Regions from separate parts of the Homo sapiens genome. Here region 2 is linked to region 1. Evidence: chromatin contacts called from ENCODE Hi-C or POLR2A ChIA-PET data. All regions are on one chromosome and are shown on one strand. Each heading gives the region's core, a stretch centred on a gene start or an enhancer-like site at or near the end of the contact. The rest is flanking DNA. Distances are from core to core; before and after follow the strand shown.

Region 1 (6,853 bases), core at 2,592-5,091:
GGAACAAAAGTCTAATTCAGTGGATTGGAAAGCAACGAAGAGTCCAGAGTGTATTATCTGCCACTTATTACTGAAGGTTTATACTCCAATGATAGAGCAATCACTAGCGCTTTGTCTTTGTGTTTGCTTCTTTCTTGATTCTGTCATTCCTGTGTACTCTCTTGGAGCTTCTCATGGGCAAGATCTACAACTTCAAGTTGTGTGCGATGGATTTTAAGGGCAAACTGCCATAGTTCCAGGTCATTTATTGTTTTCATTTTTCTCGAGGAATTCTTATTCTGACTGAAAACTGCAGGATGACCAGTGAAAAATTGTTGACCAGCTAAGGAAAATGTATTTACAATAGTTTTTAAAAACTATTTGGAAAAGAGATTATATTTGGAGAAAATTTGTCTGTACTTTGGCTAAGTCCCTAGACATAAGCTTTATTGTGTACCAGGTCATGGATCCATCTTTTCTACCTTAGCATGAAATCCATGTGGTACAAAGACACTCATGTCTTCTCAGCACTGTTGTGTTCCACTACCACTAATTTGACGTTATCACTAGTGTAGTGATTACTGAATGGTAAGTACACTAGATTGACATGGGTCATGAAGATTTGGTTTTATTTTTTGCAGTACTTATGCATCTTAAGAACAATATGATAAAAATGGAAACTTCTTCCACGCGGGCTAATTTAGGGTTATTAATAGAGTTATACAGGCATTTGACCACTCGTTTTTCTGTTTTGATCTTACATGATGATTGGACAGGGAGATGGACAAAGAAGCATTGCATAGAAGAGATCACTTTCATGATGGAGGAGAGGTGCTTGTTACCACTACCTTTTGTTTGTCTGTGCAATCTACAAATCAGTTCATATGGCCTCTGACAGCTGTTCTGGTGACCTAGGTTCACGTATTTTGGAGAAACTGTGACTTTTATTACTGAATAATTATGTGAATGAGGAGTTTTTTTAAAATGGATTTCCCATTTCCTAAAATAGAGGCCTTTTCTTTAAGATTCTTTTGCTTCACTTTATGTTAGTTATTCATACACTTATTGACATTGTTGGTGTGAGAATTACTCTTTTACATTGTTCTTCAGTTCAAGTTGTTGACATTCCAGCTAGCAGTATCCCTACCTCTCACCTTAGGAATACAAAATGAGATGCAGTATGGAATACTTAAATCTTAACTTTTGAATGCTAGATGCAGGTATCAGTGTAAACTTATTACACCATTATATGATGAGGGAAAAAAATAGGCATTTTTAATGACTAGGAAAAAGTTCTTGACAAAGAAAAGTTCTGTTTTGTTTAGTCAGTTACTGAAATGGAACTGAGTCTTTTTTTTTTTTTTTTTTTTTTTTTTGAGTTGGAGTTTCACTCTTGTTGCCCAGGCTGGAGTGCAATGGCCCTATCTCGGATCACTGCAACCTCCATCTCCCGGGTTCAAGCGATTCTCCTGCCACAGCCTCCCAAGTAGCTGGGATTACAGGCATGCACCACCACGCCTGGCTAATTTTATATTTTTAGTAGGGACGGGGTTTCTCCATGTTGGTCAGGCTGGTCTCAAACTCCTGACCTCAGGTGATCCACCCGCTTTTTATTAGGTGTGTCTTTGAAGCTAAAGTGATTCAGTGCTTACAGTCACCTATCAGCGTTCATGTAGTGAGTTCTTGGAACCCTTTGTGCTCCTGGAGAGGCAGTTTATGTAGCAAATGTATAGTAAGCAAGTGTACTATGACTTTTCTAACTATCACACCATTGAGCACATGATGCTTTGATGTACTGGAGTGCAACAAGCAGTTTCGCCATGGGGTGTCAAGTGGGAACTCGGGCCCTTGGTCAACCCAGTTATAAATGTCTATTCTTCACATGTCCTCCTATTTTCTTTGTGTGCGTTTATAATTGCTTTCAGTGATCCTGTCAATTTGACAAACAGAAAAGGTTAGAAAAGTAAAGTCGAAATAGCCAGTTTTAGAATTTTAAGTAAAAGTTGGATAGGGGCAAATATTAAGAATAAGGGTTCCTGTCAATTCAGTTTCTCTTACTATTCCTCTTACTGATTGCCTTGACTGACAAGTTGACTGCTTTACTTTATGTGAGGTTTTATTCTTTTAAAGATAGAGTTCATGAACTTTGTACTGGCTCCAAACGTGTGAAGCTCTGCTCTAATCATTGCTTTGTTCAGTCGATAAAATTCCTGCTCATTTGAAGCATTCCTAACTGAGACTATTAATGCTCCTGCCTGCCGCCTTTTTGCTATCATTGTTTCACATCATCATTGATTCGTGTATTCAGGTGTCTTTCACCACATAAAGGAATGAAGCTGATGACAGCCATTTTCAAGTATAATCTGAAACTACTTCCACATTTTTCTACAAAGGTGTTTGGCATCTGGATTAGCACTTATGTTGGGGAGGAACCCTGGGATAGATAGCTCTTTAGGTTTCTTGACGTGTTTAGGATATGTGGCTAATGTTACTTGCTGGCACCAACCCTGAAAAAGTTGAACTGGTGTCATACTTTTTATGCTCCTGTTATGTCTAACTATAAAATGAAGGAAGTGCTCATGGCACTTCCCCCTTATTTAGTGAGTTCTCCTCCGCAGCTCTCAGAGGAGATGGCCAGGGTCCGGCTGAATGCGCAGTCCATGTTTCTGTTCTTTTCTAGTTCCTGTAATGTAATGTTGCATAAAACTTTCACTCGTTGTCTTCTTTTTTTCTTATGTCCTCTTAAAAATTGAAAAGTAGTATTTTCTATTATCATCACCATTTCTCATACACTGAGAATAAGGACCATCTTGGCTAAGTGTTTGACCTAGGATTATATGTAATGAACTGCAGAGCCAAAAACAGAACTTGGGATTCTTTCTGGGCTTCATTTTATTCCTGAGCCATAGTTTCTCCTTTCTTCAGCTACACTTAAAACAGGACCAAAGAAACTAATTTCCAGGGACCAAGAATATTTCCCACATCTCTTCCATCTCTTCTTCAGTGTTCCAGTGTTAGGATTTACACGAGATTTATTGTCTGAGGTAAAGTTTCATTGCCAGTTATAAACACGATCCGCTCCCATATTATTCCTGATTTGACTGCTGTCCCAGAAGGTGATGGATAGTTGAAGAAAGATTATAATGAAAGCAGCCCCTATTTTCTTTTTTGCCCTCTAAATTTGATTTAACAGGCTGCTTTCTGCCAGGAAATTTCATGAATGGGCAAATGTTAATAAGCCAGATTTTTTTCCTGTTTATAGTAATAAATGTAACAAAATATCTCCCCAAAGTGGATTCAGTTAGACTATGTTAGTACTTGAGTGAGTACTTCCTGAACTTATAGGAGGAAGCAACTGCAACCACTCTGAAAATGAAGTGGTTCCTATAAAACTTGGTTACTGCAGTCTGAATATATTTCATGCTTTGAAATATTTTGTCCATAGTTCTTTTGTTAGTGAATGTAGAGCTTGAGGAGAGTTCTGTAAAAACTAGAATCAACTGTTTTGCTTTCAAAATGCTTTTTAAAAATCAAACTGAGGATAAAGTTGCCGAATGACAGGTTTTCCCCGCTTTCAGAGTAACAAAAGTGAAAGTTGCATTTTGATCAATTTTGCTTAGTCTTCTTAGTGAAATCGTAAGATCCAAAGTACATGCTGTTGTGCACACACCAAGCAGTTAAGCAGTTTTGTTGTTTTAGTGCCGCTGAACGTGAACTGGTGCATGTCCACACATGCCACGCATAAAGAGTCCATTCTTGCTCACGTGCAGACTGAGAAGCCTGGCCATAGAGGTCTTGGGCTCAGTGGAAATTGGCAGCCTCTCTTCTCCTGTAAACAACAGCCTGACGTCACCCCATGCAGTGGTGATAGCAGACCCACTTCAGAGATTCCCAATTGACAGAGCTGTGGAAGGGCTGGCTTTGATCATCTTCAGTCACGCTTGAGTGAATGCAATGCAGAGAAATTTGTTAATGTCAGAAATACTGGAGTAGCCCTTTAAAACTGTTTTTAAAATACTTATCTGTGAATTTTCACATGTAATCCCAACAACAAATCTGTGTGATCAGCAAGAGAATTGTGGCTATTCCTATGTTAGAAATGTGCCAATTCAAGTCCAGAGAATAAAAAAGTTAGTAAATGGTGGTGGAATGACTGAAATTCAGGCCTTCTAAACCCTGCCTTGTCTCTCTTTCCACTATATTAAATAATTTCTGTAGAATAGTAATTGTTAATTGTTCCATTCTGCTATTTCCTCTCCCATCTAAAATGTGTGGGGTGATGATTTATGAGTTTTCTTTTTTTCCCCAGTCAAGACATCTGTGCATTAACATCAGATACACTCTTTCTGCATTTGGGAACTCCTAGACAATAAGGTAACCCACTCCTCTGCTTCTGAGAGAGCCTTTGAAAAATCTAACATAAGCCTACACTCACAACTTAATTGGAAAGATTTATTAACAAGATGATCCTGTTGCTCATTTGGCTTCTGAAAGCTACATAAAATTGAGAGGATGAATCGTCGTAATTCTTTTGTGTTGTTAACTGGAAGAGACAAAACCAACATGAAAGGACTGCTCTATTAGTTAGAAATCAGAATTTTATTGGGGGAGGAGGAGAAAGTTGAATAGCCACTGGTGAAAATATAACTTATTTGTTATATGAAATAGTTGTCTTTTCTCATGTGCCCACTTCTGGTTTATTTTCAGGCAGTTACAAAAAGTAGAAAAAGAACTATTACCTTCCATGATTTATATAGTTGCATATATGATTTGGGAATACTTCAGGCTGTAGGTAGCTCTTGGTTTTCTGTTTGTGACTAAGTTAGTTTTTCAGGGTGACATTAAGAATAGGCAGGAAGAGTGCTTAGATATCTGTGGATTATCCATAGTGAAGTATGTGGACCTTCTCTGCTGAATGCCCGGAACTTGGAGCAGCTCACCTGGGAGGTGTATGTTTAGGGAATACAAATTTATGTTGATTTTAGTTTACCCTAGACTGAAAATGTATTAACATCCTATACATTAAAGCAAATGTAGTTTTAAAAAATAAACGGCTTTTTAAAATGTACTTTGGCAGATAGCAAGCACTCAAAAAAAAGAGTTTTAAATAAAGCTGTGATAATCAGAAGTTAATTATTTAGCAACCTCAGTAAGCTAGCATCTATACAATAGTTGACTAAAATATACCCAAGAGAAAAAGTACATTTGGGCTGGGCGCGGTGGCTCACGCCTGTAATCCTAGCACTTTGGGGGGCCGAAGCAGGAGGATCACCTGAGGTCAGGAGTTCGACACCAGCCTGGCCAACATGGTGAAACCCCGCTTCTACTAAAAATACAAAAATTAGCTGGGCCTGGTGGCGTGTGTCTGTAGTCCCAGCTACTCGGGAGGCTGAGGCAGGAGAATCACTTGAACCTGGGAGGCGGAGGTTGCAGTGAGCCAAGATTGCACCACTGCACTCCAGCCTAGGCGACTGAGCAAGACTTCGTCTCAAAAAAAAAAAAAAAAAAAAATTTTGGGTGAAAGAAATGTATCTTACTGAATAAAGTAAAACAATCTAAAAGGGCTATTTATTTTGCATTTTATTGCATTAAATGGAAAAAATGTTTTGCCTTTAAACGATGATACTAAAATTACAGCAGGCTGAAGGAATAAAGTATATAGAATATTCTTTTTTTTTTTTTTTTTGAGACGGAGTCTCGCTCTGTCACCCAGGCTGGAGTGCAGTGGCGGGATCTCGGCTCACTGCAAGCTCCGCCTCCCGGGTTCACGCCATTCTCCTGCCTCAGCCTCCCAAGTAGCTGGGACTACAGGCGCCCGCCACTACGCCCGGCTAATTTTTTTGTATTTTTAGTAGAGACGGGGTTTCACCGTTTTAGCCGGGATGGTCTCGATCTCCTGACCTCGTGATCCGCCCGCCTCGGCCTCCCAAAGTGCTGGGATTACAGGCGTGAGCCACCGCGCCCGGCCTATAGAATATTCTTAAAGCCTCCATTTATGAAGAAACAAAGAAAACAAGTCACTGCCTTCTTACCATCTTTCTCTTTTTTCTGTGAGTGACAAAGAATAAGGAGCAACTAACAGCTGCCAGCCGAAGCCTCTCACTTCTGTTCTGCAGTTAAAGTCTCAAAGTCTGGGGCTGCTGTGAGCGTGGAGTGGTGCGTGCAGAGAGCGGCCCGTGCAATGCATTGTGCTGGCCTTGCTGGAGCTGCCCATGCAAGGAGCAGCCGTGCCGCACGTAAGCTACTCATGCAGGGAGCAGCCATGCAGGAGCTCAAGCAGAGGGCAGCCCTTGCAGTGCTGTGGGCACCTTGTGGAATGCAGTGCAGAAATCAGCCAGTGCAGCATGCATGCCAGTCCGGGTCTTCCCCAACACTGCCCTTGGGGAAACCCACACCTATTCTTACAGGAATGGCAGCAGGGGGTCTGCCCAAACCAAATTTAAGTTAAAAACAAAACAAAGCAAAACAATTCCTAAAGTGCCCCAGCTTATCATCTAACAGGCAATGGAGTTTCTCAGCACTGCCTGAGGTTGTTTGTAATTGTAAACTAATAGTAGTAAGGGCAGAGGCCAGATGTTAGATAACCGAAGTCAGTGGTAGACCAGCTGGAGAGCCACGCTGGGCTTAGATTTTAACTCTTAAGTTGTCTTGCTGTCCACTCCACACCTAGATATAATATGAGCAGAAAACAAAGAATTTCAATTTTAGTTCTTCGGGAAAACATTAGCTTTTTATTTTAATACTTCAGAGTTTGTTGAAAAAACCGTTTTTGGCAGGTTGGTACAAGGAATAATACCATCTGTATTTGTATGGTGCCTTGCAGTTTGTAAGTGCTCTCATGAGCATTATCCTATTTAACACCCACAGCCACAAC
Region 2 (6,838 bases), core at 3,295-5,794, 67 kb before region 1:
GAGCTGGGACATGGGTCTTTTCCTGTCCTCAGACCAAGACACACTATAGGCTCTCCTGGTTCTCAGGCCTTTGAACTCAGAGGCAATTACATTACTGGCTTTCCTGGGTCTGCAACTTGCAGATGGCGGATCATGGGACATCTTAGCCTCCACGATCTCATGAGCCAATTCTTCGTAATAAATACATGTATTACTTTTATTATATATATCTCCTATTGGTTCTGTTTCTCTGGAGAATGCTGACTTATACAGATGCCAAAAACAGCTGGTGCTATGTCTTTTTGGTGTGTGTGTTCAATATTATGATGTCTCTCCCTGACAGTCTCCTTGTAAGGCCACACTCTCACAGACATATCAAATCCCTAGAAGTTCTGTGAAATAAAGAAGGAGGCCCTGTGAGCCTCAGGATGAGCCATGCTATCTCTCTGAGCTGGAGTTTGCTCATCTGTAAAATCAGTGATTGGATCCAAAAGAGAAAAATGAAAAGGAGCATTGCTTGAGGAGACAGACAGGACTGGATTCAAATCCCAGCTGCTTATCACTGGGCAGGAAGCTGAGCCTCAGTTTCTTCATTTGAAAGCAGGTGATAAAAGCCCCATTTTGCAGCAGCTATTATCTTGTTGTGAAGAGTAAACATAATGTGGATTGTATACTGTATAATATACACTGGTATATCTTATATGCCAAACAAATGGTAGTAATGGTTGTTATGATCATTACTACTATATATGTGAAAGTGCCTGTTTTTCTTAAAACAAAACCATAAAGCACACTCTGCCAGCTCAGCTGTGCAAACTGTGCACTGCACAACTCCAGAGGGTGCCATCCACATGGACCACAATGTCTGGTGGTACCTGAGAAAGCTCTATAAAACTTTTAGTTATTACTTTTACTAAGAATAACAGAGAGATAATATAGGACTTTTTTTGTTGCGGTAGGCACAGCTGAGGCCTCTACATTGATAAATTAGGTGACAAGAACACCTTTTAAAAGAAACATTCTCGGCCTTCTGGGCAGGACTTGTTAAATAAAAGACAAAAACAAAAACAAAAAAACACAACAGAAACGGAGTTAGTTCTGCGATTCATTCTAAATGTTGGTAGTGAAATTTTACTGGAAAGCGATCCAGATCCAGACCCCAAGAGAAGGTTCTTGGATCTTGCACAAGAAAGAATTCAGGGCGAGTCCATAAAGTGGAAGCAAGTTTATTAAGAAAGTAAAGGAATAAAAGAATGGCTACTCCACAGACAGAGCAGCCCCGAGGACTGCTGGTTGCCCATTTTTATTATTATTTTCTGATGATACACTACACAAGGGGTGGGTTATTCATGCCTCCCCTTTTTAGACCACATTGGGTAACTTCCTGATGTTGCCATGGCATTTGTAAACTCTCGTGGCACTGGTGGGAGTGTAGCAGTGAGGACAACCAGAGGTGACTTTCATCACCATCTTGGTTTTGGTGGGTTTTGGCTGGCTTCTTTATTGCAACCTGTGTTATCAGCAAGGACTTTATGACCTTTATCTTGTGCTGACCTCCTATCTCACCCTGTGACTTAGAATGCCTTAACCATCTGGGAATGCGGCCCAGTAGGTCTCAGCCTTATTTTACACAGACCCTACTCAAGATGGAGTTGCTCTGGTTCAAACGCCTCTGACAAAAATACTGGGGACAGAGTTACCCTGGATTCATAGGCATTTCCCTTGCCCTGAAGCCTAGTGAGAGGACCCGAGAGATGGACCCAGAGTGCTTGACATGGGGTTCCTGCACTTGGGAGGACTGGGAAAGTTGAAAGGTGAGGTACTGGCTGCCCTGCTCCTGACAGCTGGGCAAGGAGAATGCTGCAGAGGAAGGAGCCTATGCCCCACAGAGCATCTGGGAGCATCTCTCGGGCAGAATGGACACCTTGGAAAGAGAGTTGGCTTGAATTGTTTTCAAATTTCTTTCAAGGGCAAGAGATCTGCTTGCTGGGGCGGCTGACCACAGGGGTAGGGAACTGTGCATATCAACCTATCAACAAAAACCAAAGTCACGATGAGGTTAAAGTGGTGGGCTGCAGGGTTGCAGCCCTGGCTAAGCAGCAGTTAGTGCATGGCCATTGCCTCCCCAGGTTTCAAAAAAGTTAATGAGGCATGAGGGGTCACCTGGACCACTTCATAATGACTTTTTACAACGGCCCCAGTCAGGTAGGCAGTTTCTGTCCTTTACCTGTCTTTGCTCCCCATGCCACATCCTGGAGGAGTCAAAGGCTGAAGGAGGAACAGAAGAGTAGGGTAGAAAAAAAATGAGAAATACAGGATGGGTTTGGTTGCAGCTGGGCTAGTAGCTGACTGTTGATGAATTTCTGAGTGAGACTGGAAAAGCGGTGGGATTGACCTTCTCATATCATTCCCAGATGGGCACCCAACATAGCAGGTGTGAGAAAAACAAAGCCATCTCTAGATTTCAGGCCCACAGCTCAGCCCAGTGACTCAGGGTGACGACCCTGGTAGTTGACAGTGCAGCTTTGGCCTCTCCCTCTCTAGGTTCTTTCCTTCTGGACACAGGCCAGGAAAACCTGCCCATGGCTCTGAGCAGCTGCCTCCCTGGATTGGCATGTGCTTCATATCTCTCCAGCTAAAATGAAGGTCCCCTGAAGCCAGGGGCTGTGTTTCTTCTCATCCTTAGCCCCTAACACAAAGGCTATTAAAAGTTTATTATTGAAAAGGAGGAAAGACCCTGGGCATCAGCATCAAGGTGTACAGAAGATGATGGAGGAGGGAGAGTGTGGAAAATGGAAGCGACTCATCCAATAGGCAAGGTGCCAGCTCCTTCTCTCCCTTCATATCTGAGACAGCCATCTCTGGGCTATAAGGTCTCGGGGATAAAGAAAACCATGGACTTCCATCATAATCTCTCCAAAGCCACACTTCTCTGACCTTTAAAAATTCAATTTGAGGAGTTGAATGTGGTGGCTCATGCCTGTAATCCCAGTTACTTGGGAGGCTGAGGTGGGAGGATGGATGGCTTGAGCCCAGGAGGTCAAGACCACCTTGGGCAACATAGCAAGACCCTGTCTCTAAAATATATTTATTTTTAAAGAGCCAGGCATGGTGGTGCACACCTGCGGTCCCAGCTACCTGGTGGGAGGACTGCTTGTGTCCAGGAGTTGGAAGCTGCAGGGAGCTATGATCATGCCACTGCCCTCCAGCCTGGGTGACAGAGCGAGACCCTATCTTAAAAAAAAAAAAAAAATCAATCTGAAACTTAACAGAGTTACCGTAAAAACTAAGTTTTTCTGGCCTTCTCGTAACTGGAAATATCTGGTTTACTACACATCTACTTTACATGAGGATGATTTGTTTCTAGTGATGGCCTGAGACCTGAGGCACTGAAAGATTCTGAAGACCTGGTCATCTCAGAAAGTCTGAGTTCCACAGCAGCCAAAATTGGGCTTGAAGTGTGTTTCTGTACATAAAAGTCTTCAAATGGTTGCTTTTTATTGGCCCAAATAATTGACTAACCTGAAGATCTCATTCCCCAGTCATGTCAGAGGATAAATATTGATCATATTTGGTGGTCAGGCTCAACTATGAGAGAAAATTTCCTCCCTCCATTGCTCAAATAAACGTTCATGCCAAATAAATCTCTCCAGGGCCGACTTCAGATGAAGGATGTTCAAGCTGAAAGAAAGTGATGAACCTACATGAAAACATATGTCCCTTCTCTGTATACATTTATGGATGGATGTCTTAGGAACTCAAGAAAATGCCTTTTTTCCCCAAAAAAAGTACCAACTCCCCTACATTTTCTTGGCAGTTCACAATTAGAGTGCACTGGAGAGATTGAATTATTTTACTTCAAATGTGTAGAAGCACACTGTTCTCAGAAAACTGCTGAAGTCTATCTGAGTATCAGCCTGTCTGATCATTTAGGGTCGCAGCTGTGCAATAAATGTTGGTTTATCCTTTTGGCCATTACAGAGACACTAAATCCAGAGCCAGCGTCCACCCAGAAGTTTTGAGTTTATTTGAATAACATTCTTATGCCTACAGGAAAATGAGTGTCCATGGTGAACTGATGTGTAGGAAATTGTTAAATGTTGAGGGGCAGGATGGGGGATGGTAGAAGAGTTAGAAAAAACCCAAAAACCCAGGGAGGTCATCTCAGAGAATTAGGAAATCCAGATCTTTTCTTTTATAAGCCTCAAATATTTCCAGGATTCCATCTGGCTTTCATTTCTAACCCCTTGTCTTCTAACAAAGAGAATAAAGATGGTTTTAAAACTAAATGTGAGCCCTTCCAGAAAAAGACTGAACAGGAGTTTCTCTCTTCCCCTCTTTTGCCTGGTAGCAGAATTTTCTTTTGCACTATTAAAAATGGCGTGGGCCACCTTTTCTCTAAAAACACACGAAGCTGATGCATAACTCTTTTCCAAATAATTAATCTTTCCAGTGGAATCTTTCAAAGCCCCACATTTCCTGTTATTTTATACAACTGCAATTTGTAACTGGAGCTCCTGCCCAGTGTTCCACAGGCAAAATGCCAAATCCACTACATTTCACCTACTGAGGTGCCCTGCACAAATAATCCTTAACCACAAGTTAAACAGTTAGGTCCTGTGCTCGCTTGAAAGAAAAGCCCAAGAAACAAAAGACTTTTACCATACTTCTGTGCTAAAATTTTAGTGGATGCTCACAATGTTTTATTTTCCAACGTCCACATTTGAAAATATCACCAGTATGCCACAAGAAAAGATTTTTCAAAAATGAATTGGTTCTTGTGTTAAGTGAATGTTTGAGAGTCATAAAAGTGACACCTTCTTAGTTATCTGAAGGCCAAAAGCTGTGGCTGTTGTATCAGATCCACCTCATTTGCTTCCTTGTCTTTGAGCTGGAAGGCCAGAGCTAAGGTTGGCTAAAGGGTAAGCTGGGGAGGCAGGATTTGTGGGGTCGGCAGGTGACCCCATCCGATCTTCCCCCTGCACTTCCCCTGTCCATTCACTCAGTTACCACTCCTCCAAGTTGCCCATGAACTGAAGTTCTCTCAAGATCACTAGGTTGGCCCATCTCTACAAAAAACACAAAAATTGGCCACCTGGGACTACACCTGTAGTCCCAGCTAGTAGGGAGGCTGAGGTGGGAGGATTGCTTGAGCCCAAGAGGTTGAGGTTGCAGTGAGCTGTGTTTGCACCACTGTACTCAAGCCTGGGCGACAGAGCGAGACCTTGTCTCAAAAAAAAAAAAAAAAAAAAAAAAAATCACGAGGTTGAGAGTTTCTTCTCTTTCAAATCCTTTCCATTCTCCTTAAACACCTCCCTACCCCAACTTCACATTTCTTTTTTTTCCCCTGTCATAACAGCCTACGATTGAATCACCTCACATTTCTGCATATGACCTGCCTTTACTTTTCAAAAATTGATGCCATAGAGCCAGGCCCCCAGCTTCCTGCTGCAGCCCCACCTTCCCTGGCGCCATCCCCACTTCCTTTCCTCCCATCCCTTGGCGGATGCGTCCTGCCCTTAGGTCAAGCCCTGCACCTGTGTTCTGGATCCCAGCCCCCAGAGCCCCACACTAGAAAATGTCTCCTCTCCCTTCTATTTCCAACGCTTCTCTGACACCCGAATCCTTCCCATTTACACTTAAGCATGCTTGAGTCTCTCTCAGCACAAAACAAAAACACCTCTCTGAAACCACAGCCCCTTCCTACAACTATTCTTTCTTCTCTCCTTCCCAGCGAAACTTCTCAAATGAGTCGTCTATACTCCACTTCAATTTCATCCGCTCCCCTCACTCCTCAGCCTCATCACTTTAGCTAAAATAATTAATGACCACCACATTGCCAGAAAGAACTCAGTCCTTATGTCCCCTAGTCTCTCTGGGACCATTCCCTCCTAAAACCCAAGTCCCTGGGCTTTGAGGACCAAAGCCCTTCTCATTTTCCTCCTACCTCTTTGCCTGTGGTTTCTTTTTCTCCTTTGCAGACCCAATCTTCTCTACAGAGCCATTAAGTGTTTAGGTTATTTAAGCTTCCTTTTCTCATCTATATGCAATCCCTGCTACCCACATCCACTACTCCGATAATCAGGCTCCTACTTGCAGTTGCCTATGCCAAGTCTCCAACTGGGCTTTTCATAGGCACAAGTTCAAATCCCAAGGATCTTTCCTCCCAGACTTGCCTCACTACCTCAGATTCTTATCTCAGCCAATGACACCACCATCGGCTGGGCTGCTCAGGTCAGAAACCCAGACATCCTTGATGCCTTTCTCTATTTCTCAAATTCAACCTATCCCTCAACCCTGGCAATTTTACCTCCTAAAATTTCTGATGTCCATTCACTTTCTCCATCTCTACATCAAATGCCAGCCCCAGACACTGTCTTCTCTCGTCTGGATCATGGCAATACTCCACCACTGATCTCCCTACATCCATTCTCAACCCTCTCTAAGCGGTCCCCCCAAGTGTTGCCAGACCATGTCACTCTCTTGCATGGAGTTCTTTAATGGTATGTTGGACACAAACCCTGTGTGCCTTCTCAGATTCCCTTGACTGTGTCCTTTTTTCTCTATTGGCTGGTCTTCCACCTGCACTTCCACTTCCAGGTTTGGATGAAATGCCACACCGCAGGTACAACCAATGAGAGGCTGGGTGATGCACCCTGGAAGGACATGGGAGTTAGCTTCTGTAGAATTAAACATGAACAATGGGCAATGCAAGATGGGAGAATACCAGGCAGATAAATTATTCCTTCCTTTCTACCTGCTAAGAATTGCTCTGAGATATGATTTTCCACATTAACTTTCTGGAGAAGTCCTGTGTGGTTAACAAACACCTGGTAACCAACCCGCTGTGTTTCCTTGC

Evidence for each region. Hi-C counts contacts between places; a loop is a spot of excess contacts on that map. ChIA-PET counts read pairs that join two places held with the same protein, here RNA polymerase II (POLR2A). Pooled maps may share reads with other maps.
Region 2: a loop to region 1 is called in a map of endothelial cell of hepatic sinusoid, with 4 times the contacts of the local background. The contact joins two enhancer-like sites. A Hi-C loop is called at or near these places in 1 of 168 maps with a recorded cell type or tissue (endothelial cell of hepatic sinusoid) and 2 of 50 pooled maps. POLR2A ChIA-PET finds 5 or more read pairs at or near these places in 13 of 52 experiments (AG04450, B cell, Caco-2 and 10 more).

What each region holds. Positions count from the first base shown.
Region 1 is chr2:64,727,644-64,734,496 of GRCh38, reverse strand. No RefSeq gene overlaps it. Among named protein-coding and RNA genes, the nearest start is that of SERTAD2, 77 kb to the right of the region's middle. Within about 2 kb of position 3,841, at least 33 of the 41 ENCODE cell types and tissues checked have a DNase peak (open chromatin) inside an H3K27ac peak, as active enhancers do.
Region 2 is chr2:64,795,742-64,802,579 of GRCh38, reverse strand. No RefSeq gene overlaps it. Among named protein-coding and RNA genes, the nearest start is that of LINC01800, 64 kb to the left of the region's middle. Within about 2 kb of position 4,544, at least 3 of the 41 ENCODE cell types and tissues checked have a DNase peak (open chromatin) inside an H3K27ac peak, as active enhancers do.